Regions from separate parts of the Homo sapiens genome. Here region 2 is linked to region 1. The links are chromatin loops, found by intact Hi-C in ENCODE. Cell type or tissue: CD14-positive monocyte. All regions are shown on one strand. Links, peaks and the distances in the headings refer to the core of each region. The heading gives the core; the rest is flanking DNA. Region 1 has its middle 36 kb from the start of SLC36A4. Region 2 has its middle 9.5 kb from the start of CEP295.

What was found. Hi-C counts contacts between places; a loop is a spot of excess contacts. Peaks named below come from ENCODE experiments on the same cell type or tissue, not always from the same donor. Only the 100,000 strongest peaks of a DNase experiment are listed, where the experiment ranks them.
Region 2: it touches region 1 in a loop (5-fold over the local background); 107 of 110 quality-filtered maps call a loop at or near these places.

The regions. Positions count from the first base shown.
Region 1 is chr11:93,230,093-93,238,803 of GRCh38, reverse strand. No RefSeq gene overlaps it. Among named protein-coding and RNA genes, the nearest start is that of SLC36A4, 36 kb to the right of the region's middle. In CD14-positive monocyte, for the core only: CTCF peaks have their summits at 3,784 and 3,985; a DNase peak (open chromatin) is centred at 4,013; H3K27me3 peaks cover 226 bases.
Region 2 is chr11:93,647,845-93,656,555 of GRCh38, reverse strand. No RefSeq gene overlaps it. Among named protein-coding and RNA genes, the nearest start is that of CEP295, 9.5 kb to the left of the region's middle. In CD14-positive monocyte, for the core only: CTCF peaks have their summits at 4,056 and 4,256 (motif pointing right); DNase peaks (open chromatin) are centred at 2,125 and 4,305; H3K4me3 peaks cover 698 bases; H3K27ac peaks cover 1,992 bases.

The sequences.
Region 1 (8,711 bases), core at 2,039-7,038:
CTTTGGAGCAATAGCCTGAAGATATCCTCCTTTGTCAGAAATTGTTTTCACTATGATCCCACTATCAAGTATATCCCATTCACCATCCCTGCATAAATCCCTGTTCTGTAGGTTAAAAGTTCTCCTTTTATACTCCCAGGTATATACCCAACACGAATTACGCGCTTGTTCACCAAAAGACATGGAGGATAACATTCATGGTAGCGCCATTCGTAATAGCTTCAAATTGGAAACAACCTAAATGTCCATCAACAGGAGAATGGATCAATATATTGTGGTATATTCCTACAACAGGATGCTGTACATTATGAAAGCTGACAAAACACAGCTACACGGAACCACTTGGATGAATCTCACAAGCTAACAATGAGCACAAGAATCCAGATAAGCAAGAATGCATAATGGGTTCCATTTACATAAAGTTCAAAACTAGACAAAGTTAATGCAGAGTTTTGAAGTGGTTCACTTTAGGATGGGAGAGAGGGAGAGTGTTTGGCAGAGGGCATGAGGGGGTCTTTTGAGGGGCTGGTAGCATTCTATATCTTGACTTGGTTTCACAGCTATGTTCATTTTGTGATATATATTGAACTATACACTTAGGATTTATGCACCATTTTCATGAAAAAGAGTTTTTCTTAATAAAAGTTATCCATTTGCTGCATTTACCAAGGTTTTATTTAGGTCCCACTTTCACAAGGGAGTTGCTCCTCACCATTCCTGGGGGTCATGTGGAACCAGGAAGGTTTTTCTCCCTGGGTAGCTGGAGATTGTGTTAATGTATATGTGGGGAGGGACAAAATCACACTCCAAATGGGAAAAGCCAAAGTTTGAAGAAGAAAGACAGTTCCAAGCAAAGTGAGGCCATAATCAGATGATGAAAAATTGGCCAGAGACTGGTGGGATCAAGCCCCAGAAAGCTGGTATCTGGGGACCAGAGGTTATGGGGCACAGTGGTTATATGCAGAGATGCTGGAGCCAGAATCCCTGGGTTGATTTCTCAAATCCATTAACTTCTGTTTTACTTTGGGCAGCTTCCTGAACCTCTCTGTGCCTCAGGCCCTCTTCTGTGAAATGCACCTGAGAAGTCAAAATGTAATACTTGTCAAGCACTCCCAGCTGTGCTTGTCCCATGCTGGGGGCTCAACATGTGTCAACGACTACATCTGCATCATTTTCTGCTCTCACAATCTATATACCAGAGCATGGCTGTCCACTGCTCACATGTTTTATAGGAAAGCAGGGGAAACCATTCTCTTCCTTCCTAGTCCTAGTTCCAAAGTTCCCAGGCCAGATACCTTTCCTGTCCATAAAAGCTATGACTAGAGAACAGGATCACATTCTATAAAATGACCACTCCCACCAAACCATGTGAATTGGGAGTCAGACGTTCAACAAAAGGGGCAGGTCAGTTTCCAGACAAACAAGCGAGGAGTGATTTGAATGATATCAAGAGGAGTACAGTACAAATAGCATATTGGTGGGTCCGCCTTTCTTCAAAATGAATGAAACTGTGCCTTTATACACACAATGTAGAAGTGTACGTTAAGCCTGAGTATTTGCCCCAGATTTAACTCTCTGCTTCGATAAGTCATGACTGGTATTTCTTTGGCTAGAAATAAAACAAAGCAGGTCCCACTTTCTGAGATAAACATTTAATTTAATTTTGTATCTCACTGGGTTTTTAATCCCATCACTTATCTCAATGCTCTGTTTCTCACTATTTTATCTCAGGGTTTCTGAATGTTCTCCTTGAACAAACAATGTAAACACAATAAACACCGTAACAGACAAGAACCTTGACATAGAAGTGGAGACACACTAGCGGTAAGGCATCCAAGGACACCAAGATAAAGCAGAGAAAAACATGAAGTAGCCAGTAGGTGGGGCTCGGAGGGAAGAATTGACAGTGGTGGTTGTGGGAGAGCACTGCAAGCTCAAACACTGTGCTAAATTTCAGGCGTTAGTAGAAATGTCAAATAGGTGTGTGTGTAGGCAATTATAAACATGAGAAATGCATAGAATGGTGCCTTACACAGAATAGGTGCTAAATAAATATTATCCAAATGAGTGAATGAATGAAAAGAGGAGAGACAACGGATTTGCTTTCATTCACATATAGGAGCTTTGAGAAGTCAAGGAATTTTAGAATTAAAAGGGACCAGTAAAGTCTATTCCCCTTACAAGTGGTTTGGGCTTGAGTACCTCAGTCTCAGGTTTGAATTAGGAATCAGTAAGAAAGAGAGAAAGAGAAAGCAACAGTGACACATGGATTTTTTAGGGAGTTAAAAGCATTCTAGAATAATGGATGGCTGAAGGACCGTTTGGGGGGAGGGGGGGAAAGCTGTCATGGGATAATTGGAACAGACCCCAAGGAGGTCATTTATCATGTCGTCTCTCTGCTGGCTGCAGAATATAGAAATCACTAGCTGATGACAACAATACTCTACGTTTGTGTAGTACTTCTAGTTCTGAAAGTGCAGTCAGACATTATCTCCATTAATTCTCACAAGCACATAGGTATTCTTTTCTGGGACTCAAAGGAAGTTACTAGCTCAGAAATAATGGATGCTCGTTGATGTATGAAGTTCCATTACCTCTAACAGGGAGATGGAATGTCCTTTAAAAGATTCCTCCACAAAATAACATATTCATTTATGTAGTAACAGGGAGAGTTGTTGAGAATTAAATGATATATTGTCTTTTCAAAGCTGTGAATTTATCAGTATTAACTTGGAAAGTGTCTTTACCTCCTCCTTCCAAGATAATAGCAAGGAGAGCCACCAAGGTGCTTTGGACAGTTTTCCAAGGGGAAGGAGGATGATGCTTGGTGGGAAAGTGGGGAGTGGCCCCATCCTGGAGGTGACTTCCCAGGGACTGGGAAGGCTGGGATGTTCAGTGTGTTCTGGGTCTCACTTTGCACCTGTGCACCGCTTGCAAGCATCACAAGAGGACACAACTTAGATGAGGGTGGTGGTGCTCGTAGGGGTAGAGCGATTGCTGTGAGAGGTATAACTATAACCCGCCTGGCGCAAGAAGCCTGACTGGTAGCAATAGACTAGATCTCAGCCTGTGCTTCCCAAGAGGCAGATGTAAGGGACAGAGACCTTTCACTTCCATTTTCCTCAACTGCTTACCTACTGGGATTTTAGTATGATCCATAGGAGATGGAAGCAAATTTAAAAAGCGAATATTGGAATTGTCACTAATCTTGGCAAATTAAGATTTGATTTGATATAGAAAAATAAAGACATACAATGTTTCTTATACTTGAGATGTCATGGAATGATTGTACATCTGTTAATCTTCATTCAACAAGCATTTATTGAGCACTTACTATGAGCCAGACTTTCTAGTAGGTGTTGGGGATATAGGGGAGAATAATAAAGAAATGGATCTTGTTTTTGAGTAGCTTGTTACATCTATAATGGACAGATAGACAATTAAACAAGGAATAACCAGACAGAGTGCTGAGTGTTAGAACAGGAGAAAGACAGGGATCTGAGACACCAGAAAAAAAGAGGTTACATAACCTAGTCTAGGAGACAAAGACAGCATCCCTGCAGAAGTCACAGTTAAGCTGAGACCTGAAGGATTCTGTCCTGCATCGCACAACACTTCCTTCCCACCACTGCTATGCTAAGCACTTACCCCAGTTACATAGTATTTGCTATTTTCAAATCTCTCTCTCACTAAGCATTGAGCTCCCAGAGGTCTTACAGCATCATGTAAATTATTAAAAAAAAAAAAATCTTTGTATCCTCAGCACCTCTGGTAGAGCTCCTACACTTAGTAGGCTTTCAATGCATAGCTGCTAAGTGACACAAAAATTGAAAGAATGAATAAATGATGAATGATGGGAGACCTAATTGCATTATATAGTAGAAATGCCAGTGTTCATCTGTAAAGGGTGCAGGCTGGATGCTGCATTCTAGTTAAGCAGTGTCACTACTGTGTCCTCCAGGCAGCCAGTTGCTGAGCATCCGCTAATTAAGGCTACACTGCCACTCTGAGGGCAGTCTGGGTAGTGCCAGGATTGGACAGGACACTGATGTCCGCTTTGGTTCTCAGCTTCAGGCTGGTGAAAGCACTAGCAATGCAGCCTCCTCTTTGAAGGAAAGGTCTCTCAACGCTGTCACAGTCCTTGCTCAGGCAGCCCTCAGTCCCTACTGCAAAGTAAGGGCATGAAGTCTTCTCTTAAAAGTGCAGGCTGGCTAAGGAAACCGAACCTCACTTTCATGGCACAATTTTGGGGACACAGAGGAATTGAGTCACATTCTTTTCCTTGTGTGTGGGTTGGAGAGGAGGAATCCAGTTCCTACCCCACCCCTCCCATTGCCCTGGAAGAGCCACCTGGGGTAAGCATGACCCCCTGGGGTAAGCATGAAGCCTGCACACTCACCTCAGCACAGGAGGGAAATGCTTTAGCTGAAATATTCCCCTCTTTAGTGACCCTACTTCTCTCCAGGGAGCTTTAAATGCTGGTGAATTCTGATCAGCATCCTGGAAGGGAATAATGAACTAGCACCCAGGGCACCTTCCTCACTTGTCTCCTAGCCAGTCCCCCAAACTTCTGTCTGGCTGTTACTGTGTGGCTCAATGAACTGGGGGCAAGAAAATCTAGATTATAACCCTGGGTTTGCTGATTCCTATGCGTTACACCTTTGGTTAGTTGATTAATCTCTTTGAACCTCAGTTAGCTGATCTACAAAATAAATATTAATATACCTGACCTATCTTACAGGGCTGTTGAAGAATCAAATGGTACAATATGCGGAATGCCCTTTGTGAACCTGCAAGCACTACACACGTGTAAAGTATTATTATGTCCAATATGTCTGGAAATGTATAAAATAATGATTCCATAGAAATGTACTTTTATGTTGTGAAATCCTCACTGTCTCTCGTTGTTAATCCAGGGAAACCACTGACTAGTATTCCTTTCACTTGATTGTCTCATTTCTTTCACTGATTAATTCATTCAAAAAGCAGTTATGAGCAAAATTCAACATCAAAAATATTGATTGAGTGCCTACAATATGCCAGGAACTGTTCTCAGTGCTGGAGATACCACGGATATTAAGGCAGATATATCCCTGCTTTCCTGCACTGGGGCTAGAGCAGGGAGTAAAATGGCAGTCCCTGCACTTAGGAGTTTACAGTCTAATGAGGAAGGTAGGAATTTTAAAACTAATCATATGAATAACTATGTGTGTGTGATATGGTTTGGCTCTGTCCCCACCCAAATCTCATGTCCAGTTGTAATTCCCAATATTGGGTGAGGGACCTGGTGGGAGGTGATTGAATCATGGGGGCAGATGTTCCCTTGCTGTTCTCATGATAGTGAGTGAATTCTCAAGATATCTGGTTGTTTGAAAGTGTGTAGCACTTCCCCCTTCACTCTTTTTCTCTTCTGCCACCATGTGAAGAAGGTGCTTTCTGCCATAATTGTAAGTATCCTGAGGCCTCCCCAGCCATGCCTCCTGTACAGCCTGTGGAACTGTGAGTCAATTAAATATCTTTTCTTCATAAATTCCCCAGTCTCAGATAGTTCTTTATAGCAGTGCGAGAGTGGACTAATACAGTGTGTATGTGGCAACATTAAACTCTCGTTAAGAACACAGGAAAAAAGAAAATGTTTAATATTGTTGTTATACTCTTGTCCTCATGAACCCTCAACTGCTAGTGGGAAAATTAACTAATGTCCAATGTCATTAAACTCCATTCAATCCAATATTTTATACAATTCTCAATCAGGCAATGCTCAGAATCCCCAGCAAAATGTTCAGCTTTTCAGGTTGCCCTCCCCTCCTTCTGTTTTGGTTCCGAAACTAGCATCTCGGTTTATGGGGGGATAGTAGGGGGTTGCAGGGAGGAGGTGTCATTTCCAGGACATGAGGCACAGGGGAAGAGTTGGGGTCCTCTAATGTGTCCTCTCTGTCTTCTGGTCTCCAGAGAAGTGCCTCTTGTCCTCCTATGTGCTGGTAAAGTCTGTGCTAGTGTCACTCAGACCCTGTCTTGGCTCTGTCAGATCCTGGGATTGACCCTTGGCTGGCTTGGTCCCCTGCCTGCATCTGCCAGCTGCAAAACCTAGGTCTCTACCACATTTGCTCTCCAGTCTGTTGGCTTGACAATCTACTCCTAACCTCTACTGTGAGAGTCACCTCACTCTGCAATGGCTGAGCCAGTAGCAGAGCTACTGACTTTCTACTCCACACCTATTCAACTTGTGAACTGAAGGGACTCAGAAAAGCTAAACCTCAGGGCCTCTCTCTGCTGGACCACACCACACCATTAGATCTGTGAGAGCTGCCCCAGAGACCAAAATGAGCAAGGGCTGTAAATCTTTTACCAACCTAGTGAGTTGTTCCCAGTACAGTCCAGATGAGAAATATGGGGACCCCCACACCCTGTTTTCCTCTTGCTCTCTGCCTTTGCCTCTGTCTGCCAGTGCTCAGGCCTGGGAAATGATATCTGCATGATACCTGTCTCATCATACCTTTGGCGAGTCTCGTGGCTTCACTAAATACCCTCCAGGAAGACTTGGATCTAAGTTCCTTTGCCCAGTGAATTCTTTATCCCTGCTCACTGCCCGGCTTCTTGCAGCTACTGAGATTTATCCACACTGCTGTCCATACACCAGGACCCCATCCCTCTACCTGCAAGTCTCAAAGCACCATAACACATTGCTGTTATGTGTAACAAACTCTTACTGAAGGTTAGGGGATGATGATGAGGGGCTGCATCAATAAATAAATAAATAAATAAATAAATAAAAAAGATGGGAAACAACTAAATCAAATAACAGAAGGCACTGGCCAAAGGCCCTCAGCTGTCTCTACCACAGTGACGGTCTTGCTGGTGACATTCCCAACTTTCTCACAAAGCCATCATTTCCTGGGACTTGTTTTATTTCCTTCTAGCCAAACACTTCTGTCAACTTTCTCAGTTCAGAGACACTCATTTACTGTCCCTACCGCCCCCCTGCAGGTAGCTAACCTGTAATTCTATTATGAAGGGAAATTTAGCTCCTTTTTATCAGATGCTAAGGTAGAATTAGCATACAGCAATGGTTAAGCTCATGGATTTTAAAACCAGCCTACCTTGGTTCAAATCTAGCCTTCATTGCTTACTAGCTGTGTGGTTTTAAGAAGTTGCTCATCCTCTCCGTACCAGTTTCCCCATCTGTAAACTTGGAATGGTTGTAGCCCCTACTGGCTGGGGCCCTTGTGAGGATTATATGATAAATACAAATAAATAAGATGCTTACATCTGTCCTATACAAAGTAAACACTCAATGAAATGTAGGTATTATTCTCTCTACTTCCTCCTTCCTACACTACCCTAGACCAGTGATTCTCAAACTTTAGCACATATCAGAATTATCTAAAAGTCTTATTAAATGTCAGGTTGCTGGGACCCAGAGTTTCTGATTCAATAGGTCTGGGATGGAGACAGAAAATTTGCATTTCTAACGAGTTCCCAAGTACTGTGATGAAGCTGGTTCAATGATCACACTTTGAGAACCACTGGCCTAGACCATGTTTTCCATTCTCAAAAAGTTCCATTAAGTTGTTTTTCTTGGCTTCCCACCCTTAGAAACAGGTAGAAGCTTCAAATTATACTTTTTTTTTTTTTGGTAGAGATGAGATCTCACCATATTGCCCAGGCTGGTCTTGAACTCCTAGCCTCAAGCAATCCTTCAGCCTTGGCCTCCCGAAGGGCTGAGATTACAGGCGTCAGCCACTGTGCCACGCCCTCAAATTATACTTGTTACAGAGCTTTTCTGGATCAAATTACATAGGCAAAAAAGAATTTATTATGCTGACTATTTGGTAACAAAGAAAAGGAAATAAAGAATATAAACATGTATATCCATGTTTTGTTGTTGCAAAAAAAAAAAAAAAAACCCAAAACAAACGAACAAACAAAAAACTTAGGAAAGATAAACCAGAAACTGATAGAATTGTTTACATAGGATAGGGTAGAAAGAACAGGAAAAAGAGTGACAAACTTCTCTGATTATGCCATTTTTTTTCTATAAATATATATATAGTTTTGACTGTTGGAAGCATGCTAGTGTTTTCATATTTAAAACATTAAATCAAGTCTGAGGAAAGAAGCCTAGAATTGAATTAAAAATACAAAATTAAGAGTATATCAAATAGATGACAGAACTGCATGAAAGGGAAAAAAATTGAATGAATCTAAGTCACTTTGGTTTTTGTTTCTTTTTTTTTTTTTTTGAGACGGAGCCTCGCTCTGTCACCCAGGCTGGAGTGCAGTGGCGCCATCTGGGCTCACTGCGAGCTCCGCCTCCCGAGTTCACACCATTCTCCTGCCTCAGCCTCCGGAGTAGCTGGGACTACAGGCGCCCGCCACCACGCCCAGCTAATTTTTTGTATTTTTAGTAGAGACAGGGTTTCACCGTGTTAGCCAGGATGGTCTTGATCTCCGCCCGCCTCGGCCTCCCAAAGTGCTGGCATTACAGATGTGAGCCAATGCGCCTGGCCGAATCCAAGTCACTTTGAACACAATACTTAGATATACACCCTCAGTCTAAAAACAAAAAGAAGTTCAAACAAATATTGTTTTGTTAGTGATATGGGTGTAGCAATTTTGAAATTATTTGGTGAGCATTTTAGGACTGAGTAAATTAGTAAATATACTAATGTTTCTGGTAGCCAGGTTTCCCACTATGAGAGAGAGGTGAT
Region 2 (8,711 bases), core at 1,496-6,495, 420 kb before region 1:
CAAAGCTCAATCTCTATTTATAAAATAGGGATAAAAATACCAAACATTTATTATGCACCATGTGTGCCAGAAATATTAATACCTACCCTATCTCATAGAGCAGTTGTAAAGATTACATTTTAAAATTTTGCGTCGTAAAGATCAAATAGAAAATTTCTAAATATCTTACATAGAAGCATATAAATAACTATAAAAGATCCTCCTATGATTTAGCCACCAGTCCAGACTCAGGGCAGGTGACTGCCGTACCACCATTTCTTTGTTACTGCCATTTGACTCACTTGAACTGATCCAGCTTACAGAGAACAAGAACATCAATCAGTTCTGTTTACTTAGCATTCCCTTTGTCCAAAATTATTTTCATTTACCTGTGAACATAACTGTAACCTACACCCTTGCTACCCAAAGGGTGGTCCAAGGACCAGCAGTGTTGGCATCACCTGGGAGCTTGTTAGGAATGCAGACTCTGAGGCTTCTCCCCAAACCTGCTGAACCAGAATCTGTGTTTTAACTAGATCTGCAGGCAATGTGTATACACATGAAAGTTTGAGAAACACTGTTCTACACAAAGCCCTATATGAGGTAAATAAGCTCGATGCTATACTGGACATTTTGGAATCAACAGGTGAATTGGTGATATTTCCTAACCACAAGCTTAGTTTTCTCATTGCATTATAGCAGACCCTTCAGTATAAGTCTCCTATGTACAGATCTTATCTCTTAGAGTCATTATGATGTATTGTTGTTCAAAGGAAATTTTGTCTCTTCAACTTCCTCCCTCTCAGTATTATCTACACATCTGATCCAGCCTCAGACACTCATCTCTGGGGGTCGTTTTCTTCAGCTGTCTCCTTGCATTTTTGCTTTTCCCTCCTTGGGCAGGGTATCTTGTTTCTACCCCAAACATTCTCTCTCTCCTTTCTTAAAAACTGTAAAGACTTCCTTTAATAGTTTGCTATGGCTGCCATAACAAAGTCCTGCAAACTGAGTAACTTAAACAACAGATGTTAATTATCTCACAATTCTTGAGGCTAGAAGTATGAGATCAAAGTATCTGTTGGCAGGGCCATATTCCCTCTGAAGATTCTAGGGAAGGGTCTGTTCTAAACCTCCTAGCTTCTGGTAGTTCCTTGACTTGCAGATGCGTCATCCCAATATCTGCCTTCAGCTTCAGATGGCGTTCTCCCTGTGTGTGGGTGTGTTTGTGTGTGTTTGTGTGTGTGTGTGTATGTGTGTGTGTGTGTATGTGTCCAAATTTCCCCTTTTTCCAAGGACACCAGTCATACTAGGTTTGGGGCCCACTCTACTCTAGTATAATCTCATCTTTAATTACATCTGCAATGATCCTATTTCCAAACAAAGTCACATGCAGAGGTGTTGGGGCTTGAGATTTCAACATATGGTTTCCTGAGGAACACAGTTAAGTCCTAACACTTCCTCTTGAAGCTAGTGCAAGGATTGTGAAGTACTTGAAACAACCCCGTTTGTTCATATGACTCCCAACTCAGGATTTCGCAGTATAAAATCATAATATTTTGCATGGGCAAAGTAGGTGGAATAGTTGCTTCTTATTAGTGTGGAATTACTGTTGTGTGACTCCAAGTGTTGCCCACATCTTCCTAGTATGCCTGCTGTGCTGCTGGCTTAAAATGTGAGCTTGTCTATGGAAAGGATGATTCCTGAGAGCATCAAGCTAAGTATGCACTGATAAGTAGTGAGATAAAAATGCCCTTCCCTTCATAGCCACAAATCTAAAAGCTACCCATCTTTCAAGGCAAATGTTGTCTTACAAATTCTAATGTCTACCATTTTATTGAGTCCTTAAGTAGCCTGGTATTACATGGCTCAAGTGACAGAGCTGGGGTTTTTACCCAGACATTTCTAACAGTAAAGTCCATACCCTTCCCATTCCTTTCTGCTCACCCCATTGTATTTGACTCCACCCCAATCACTCAATGTATTATTCCTTTTTTTGCACTGCTCTTAAGAAATACCCAAGATGGGGTAATTTATAAGGAAAAGAGGTTTAATTGATTCACAGTCTGCATGGCTGGGGAGACCTCAGGAAACTTATAATCATGGTGGAAGGGGAAGCAGGCAAGTCTTACATGGGTAGCAGAAGAGAGAGAGAAGCACGAAGGAGGAACTTCCAAACATTTATAAAACCATAACTCACTCACTATCATGAGCACAGCATGGGAAAAACCACCCCCATGATCCAGTCACGTCCCTCCTTCGACACATGGGAATTGCAGGTCCCTCCCTCAACATGTGGGGATTACAATTCGAGGTGAGATTTGGGTGGGGATGCAGAGCCAAAACATATCACTCAATAAATATTTACTGAGTTCTTGTGTGAACAATGGTCTATGCTATATGTGTTTCTCTTCTAGCCAGCTGTGATCTGTAGGTATCCTGAACTTTCTCTGCTAAACTTTAATCACACCTTCTACCTTGAAGGAAACCGCATCTCTACGGGGCTAGAACAATAGGTAATCCTCAATAAATATCTGATGAACAAATGAAAGAATGTATGTACTCACAAATAATAGACTGTTTTTCAGATCCATGTCCTGATTATTGTAGTATGATCTAGCTTAAAAAATAATTCTGGGCTTTAATTCATTGGCTAGTAGGGAGGCCTTTTCCACTATATGTCTGGTGTGATTAAACTTTGTGCCTGGTGTACCCTCTTTTACTTGACTTGTTCCTATTGAGTGGCACCTGATGACCCAATTCTGAAGTCAGATCTGTTGCATATGGTCTTATCACCATTTCAGTCATGCACCACCCATTACAGAATCACCTTTTCTGGAGCTCCCGGAGGCCCCTCCAGCATGTTCCATCTCCCTCACACCATGTCTGTGGGTTCCACATTTGGGCTCATGTTGACCTTTCTCCGTTAGATAAAGCCCTTATCCTACTTCTTTGAAATCTCATCTCCAGTAATACTTAGCAAGTTTCAAGCTTCTATTCTGCCCCTGCCTTTTCCCCCACTTTCTTTTTCTCTACCCTCCCATCTTTGCTCCTAAGACTTCACTATTGGGATTTCACTTTTGGGATTTTCCCCAAGCTCTCTGATAGGGATCTATGCATCCTGCACATTCTCTCCTCAGCTTTATTAAAGAGCTAAGGGCTTCACAATCTAATGTCATCAAGCCGCCAGGCCCAGGTCAGAAGAGGTGTGTACCTTTTCAGTAAATGTCCCTCTTTCACCTTCAACCCTAGTCACGGCACGCCAATCTCAGGAAGACCTAAATAACAAACAAAACCATACACATTTCACTGAGAGCAGAATTACCACCATCATGCCCATTCTACAGATGACAAAATTCACGCTCAGAAAGGCTAAATAGCTTGCCTGTTATTACTCATCTTGTCAACCACAAGAGGAGCACTCAATCCCTGGTCTTTTGACTCAAAATCTAAGGGTCTTTTTGCCAGCACAAATGCATACTAACATGTTAAAAAGAGTCACCTTTTGGGCTAGGAAATTTTGCATTCCTTTCCTTCAAGAACGGTAGGTTCCAGGCCAGGCATAGTGGCTCACATCTGTAATCCCAGCACTTTGGGAAGCCAAGGCAGGCAGATCACTTGAGCTCAGGAGTTTGAGACCCGCCTGGGCAACATAGTGAAACCTTATCTCTACTAACAATAAAAAAAAAATTAGCTGGGTGTGGTGGCATGTGCCTGTGGTCCCAATTACTCAAGAGGCTGAGACGGGAGGATCACTGGAGCCCAGGAGATAGATGCTGAAGTGAGCCATGATCACGCCACTGCACGGCAACTTTTTGAGACCCTGTCTCAAAAAAAAAAAAAAAAAAAGCTATGTTCTAGTTTTATGACATCCATCTCTGTTCTAAGGTATGACTCCTAGATAAACATTTATGATTTTTGAGGGAGCAGGGAAAGCATTTTTGGCACCTGTGCCTTCTGCTCCTCACCCCTGAGATAGCCACAGGCCCCCTTGATGACTCACCTTTATGGCTAGCCTCTCATGGCCTCTCCTGACCCTCATCTACTCTGCATCTCGTCCTTCAGGCTAGCTAGTTCAGGCTGAAGGATTCAGTTAGACTACTCTTCCTAGGCGCATGTTTGCATTTTAAGAAAGACATTCAAAGCCTTAACATAAGGAAGCAAGCAATGGGCCAGTTTAGGCACTGTCCTGCCTTTACATGGTAGTGACAAGGCCGGTAGTAGGAGATGCGGCAAATATCTCAAATGAATCCTTTATGGGTATTTTCTTGCAATTCCAGTTGGAAAAAAAGTGACAGAAATTATAATGTCTGCCACTAGGGGGCGGATTAGCCAAATTTTGGAATATTTGTGGGCGAGTGAGAAGACTCAGAAATTTTTTCTTTTCCTATTCTCACAAATTCCCCTGCATCAGACAAGAGGAGAACAGCATCACCAGAAATAGGAAAAAGCAAAGGCAGCAGCATTGCTACTGGCAAGAGCAGGGTCCCCCATTGTCATCCTCTCGAAATGTGTTAGTGCACGAGGGTAGCACACCCAGGTAACAACAGCCTGGTATTCAGTACCTGTTACGTGCCAGGCACTGTGCTAGGCACTTTACCTACATTGTCTTCCTTGACCCACACAGCAATCTTCTGAGGCAGATTTTTCAAATCATTATTTTACGGGTGAAGGAATAGGCTTGTGAAGGTTAAATACATTGCTCGAAAGCAAGCAGCTAATACGTGGCAGAGTTGGGATTTGTATTGCTGTTTGTGGGGAGTGGTAGATAGGTTAAGGAGGAAGTCTTGAAAGGACTTGATATTAAGTCACCATTCAAAGCCTCTAACAGAGCTTCAGCGAGAGGCACTGCCTGCCTTAGGCAGTGGCTCTAAGGAGAGAAAAGAGTTTTAAGCATATTATATGTGTCTATTGTAAAAAATAATATGGAATATCATAAAGAAGAAAGCAGAAACTATCTTCGAATCTTATGTAGATAAAGCACTTTTAATCATTTTTAGTCAGGACTTGACTATGCTGGTTTTTGTTTTGTTTCGTTTTGCTTTTTATTGTGCATGCATTACCATGTAAATAAATATAGAATCTTCACTAACAGTTTTAATGATTATGTTTTGTTGTTTTGTACTTAAACCCCTTAAATTGCTTACCCAGTACCTGCTGATAAACTTTTTATTAATTTTCAGGTTTTTTACCACTATAAACAATTGTGTAATAAATTCTTTGTGTTTGCTTCTTTCCAAGGTATCTTCTCTTTTATTTATTAGATCTCATCCTATCTCCCTTAATCAAACAGTTGTCCCTGTTTTTCCTTTGCCATTTTTCCTCTCTGTGCTATACTGTTTCTTTAGCAAACAGATATGAGATAATAACGCCCATCTCGTTAAAAAAAATCTTCTTTGGGCCGGGCATAGTAGCTCACACCTGTAATCCCAACACTTTGGGAGGCTGAGGCGAGCAGATCATTTGAGGCCAGGAGTTTGAGACCAGCCTGGCCAACATGGTGAAATCCCATCCCTACTAAAAAAAACACAAAAATTAGCTGTGTGGTTGTGCATGCCTGTAATTCCAGCTACCTGGGAGGCTGAGGCAGGAGAATTGCTTGACCCCAGGAGGCAGAGATTGCAGTGAGCCGAGACTGCGCCACTGCACTCCAGCCTGGGCAACAGAATGAGACTACATCTTTTAAAAAAAATTTTTTTCTTTGATATCACTCCACCTCCAACTCCAGCCCATTTTCTTGTTTCCTTAGACACCTGGAATGCTTGACAGAGTTGTTTATTCTTATCAGCCTTGCATCATCTTTTCTTGCTTCTCCTAAACCCACTCCATCAGGTTTTGTCCACATTCCTCCACACATAGTTCTTGCCAAGGTCACCATGACCTCCATGTTGTCAAGCCCTTGGTTTGTCCTCCAACTTCATCTTCCTTGACCTCTGAACCGCACTTGACACCTGATCATTACTTGTTGGAATTCGTTTGCCTTCCAGGACACCACCTTCTAGGAGGCTCTCCTATTTTATTGGCCACTGCTCTTCAGTCCCTTTTGTCTGTTTCTCCTCATCTTCCTGACCTCCAAATCTTGGACTATCGTGGGGTTCCATTCTCAGAACTTTTCTGTTCCTTACCTACATTTGTTCCTTAGGTGATCTCATCTGGACTCAGGACTAAATCCCAGCATTCTACTCCCACATATATATCTCCAACCTAGACCTTTCCCTGAACTCCAGATTCATAACCCAACTGCTTGCCTAACATCTCTACTTAGATGTCTAAGACACATCTCAAACTTGACAAGTGGAAAGCCCTTGATTTTTCTGAGTCTACCTCACCCAAATTTTCTTCCTCGGGCTTCCCCATCTCAATAAATATAATACTAACAAGTGCAAATCTCAGAATCATCCTTGACTCCTTTCTTTTACAACTCACATCTGTATCGTGAGGAAATCCTGATGGCTCTATCTTCAAAACGTATCTGGAACTCAACCACTTTCAGCCACCTCTGCTGTCCTCTCCCCCATCATATCTTATCTGGATTATCATGGCTTCCAAGTGGCTTTTCTGCTTACCAAGAAGTCAGAGGGTCTTTACAAATTCAAGTCATTGCTCATCACTGCTCTGCATAGGGCTCTCCGGTTCTGCCTGTCTCATTGAAAGTAAACCTCACGGTCTTACTATGGCTGACAATGTCCTGCATTATCTCAGAGCACTATCCCTCGGCCCCATCCAACCTGCTTCAGTTTCCATCCTCCCTCACTGTGCTCCAGTTTCACCGGCCTCCTTGCTGATCCTTAGACACACCAACATGCTCCCATCTCCACACCTGTTGTTCCCTCACTTGGAATCATCTCTTCATGGGTATCTCTATGTCTTGTTTCCCTGGTTCCTTAAAGTCTCTTCTCAAATGTGTCCTTAACAGAGAGCCCTTTCCTAATCACCCTGTAGGAGCAGGACATTCCATCTTCTCTTGCCCTGACCATTCTCACCACCAGCACTACCACCACTACCCACCCACCCACCCACACATACACCTCCCCACCACACACACACAGTTTTTGTCATTTGTCTCCTTTGACTATAATGAATGCTTCTTTGCTTATTTTGTTCTTGGCCCAGTAAAGAATATCCCTAACTCCTAATCTAATGCCTTGCACATATAAGAGCTCAGCAAATATCTGTTGGATGAAATAATGAATATTCATCTTCTAGTGTAGTTATCTTTTTATGATAGGTTTTTAGGAGTGGGATTACTGACACCAAGGGTATGAATATTAAAGACATATTTGACACATTCAACCATTTATGTTCCCATCAACAGAGTACTATTGACCCAACTGAAAATATTTGCCTATCAGATTACTAAAGATGAAAAAGTATTGACAAAACCTATCAACTTTGTCAATACTTTTCATCTTTAGTAGTCTGATAGGCAAATATTTACATTTTAGGATTATTTGAATGTTTTTCTGTATATATTTCTTGACCGTTTATATATATCATTTGTGTGAATTCCTAGATTTTATTCTTTGTCCACTTTTCTATTGCAATTATTTCCTGTACTGACTTGTTCTTTCTGCATTAAATCTTTGTTTAAATTGCCATTTTTTTTTCAGTTTAGCATTTGTCTTTTCATCTTATTTTTGGTGTTTTTGCCAAAAAGAAGGTAAATTTTTAATGCAAAATCATTCATTTTTCCCTTGTAGTTTTTGATTTCTCCAATAAGAACATAGTTATGTGAATGAATATTTGAATATTGAGCCTTCTTAGGCTTTCTTGGTAATGTTTATTAAGCATATTCTTTCCTTGGAGGTAAATGTCTTGATAAAGTTTTATATCATGAGTAGGTAGAAGGAGGTGGTACAGCACTACGTGACCCATCAAACATATAGTACCATGAATCTGGGGAGTAGGAATGCTATACCAAGGCAAAGTGACATGAAGCCAATTACTTGGGGAGTTCAGGGAAGGGTGAGCTGGCACAGTTGTTAAACATCTATACGTAAAGCAGGTGTCAGAGGGAGAACATCGTATAGTTCCTGGAAACTGTGCACTCACAAGGTTCTGCTCCGAGGAGAGACACATAAATGAACACAACTCCACAGGTTCTGGAGAAACAGAAAAGTTTACACTGACAGGCTTCTCAGGCAGTAGAATCATATATCCAACAGCAATTTCCCTTGTTTCCTCAGCAGTATTGGCTGACATATATCACCACTAAGTGGTGCTATACATAAGCATAGCTAAGGCAGCTGTCTCCCTCTCATCCCCCTGTGTATCAGGCACTAAAGATGTCCTCAGGTGCAGAAACAATACTTTCTCGTCCCAGTATAAATGGGATGAGTTAGGGTAGCGCTTTCCATCCATTGTCCCACAGATGGGTTAAAGTGTACTGACATATTTATTCCTGGTAAACATGGCTGCTGGTAGAGGCCCTGGGTGGCCTGAATCCCCAACCCTTACTCCTCAAAGTACTGTTTGTGGACTAGCAGCATGGACATTTTCTGGGAGTTTCAGAATCTGCATTGTCACAGATGTCCAGGTGATTTGCCAGGAAGTTCAGAAGCTGTGCCCAAAACAATTGACTCTGGTTTTGAACAACATCATCCTTTAATTCCACTTCAATGTATTATCATTCTTTGTTTCTTGATTGCGAGAACATTTGGAGAGCACTGATTATTATAATCAGACCTAGGAAGATGATCAAACAATGTGGTTGCTGCTATTGTTTTTTAAATTGC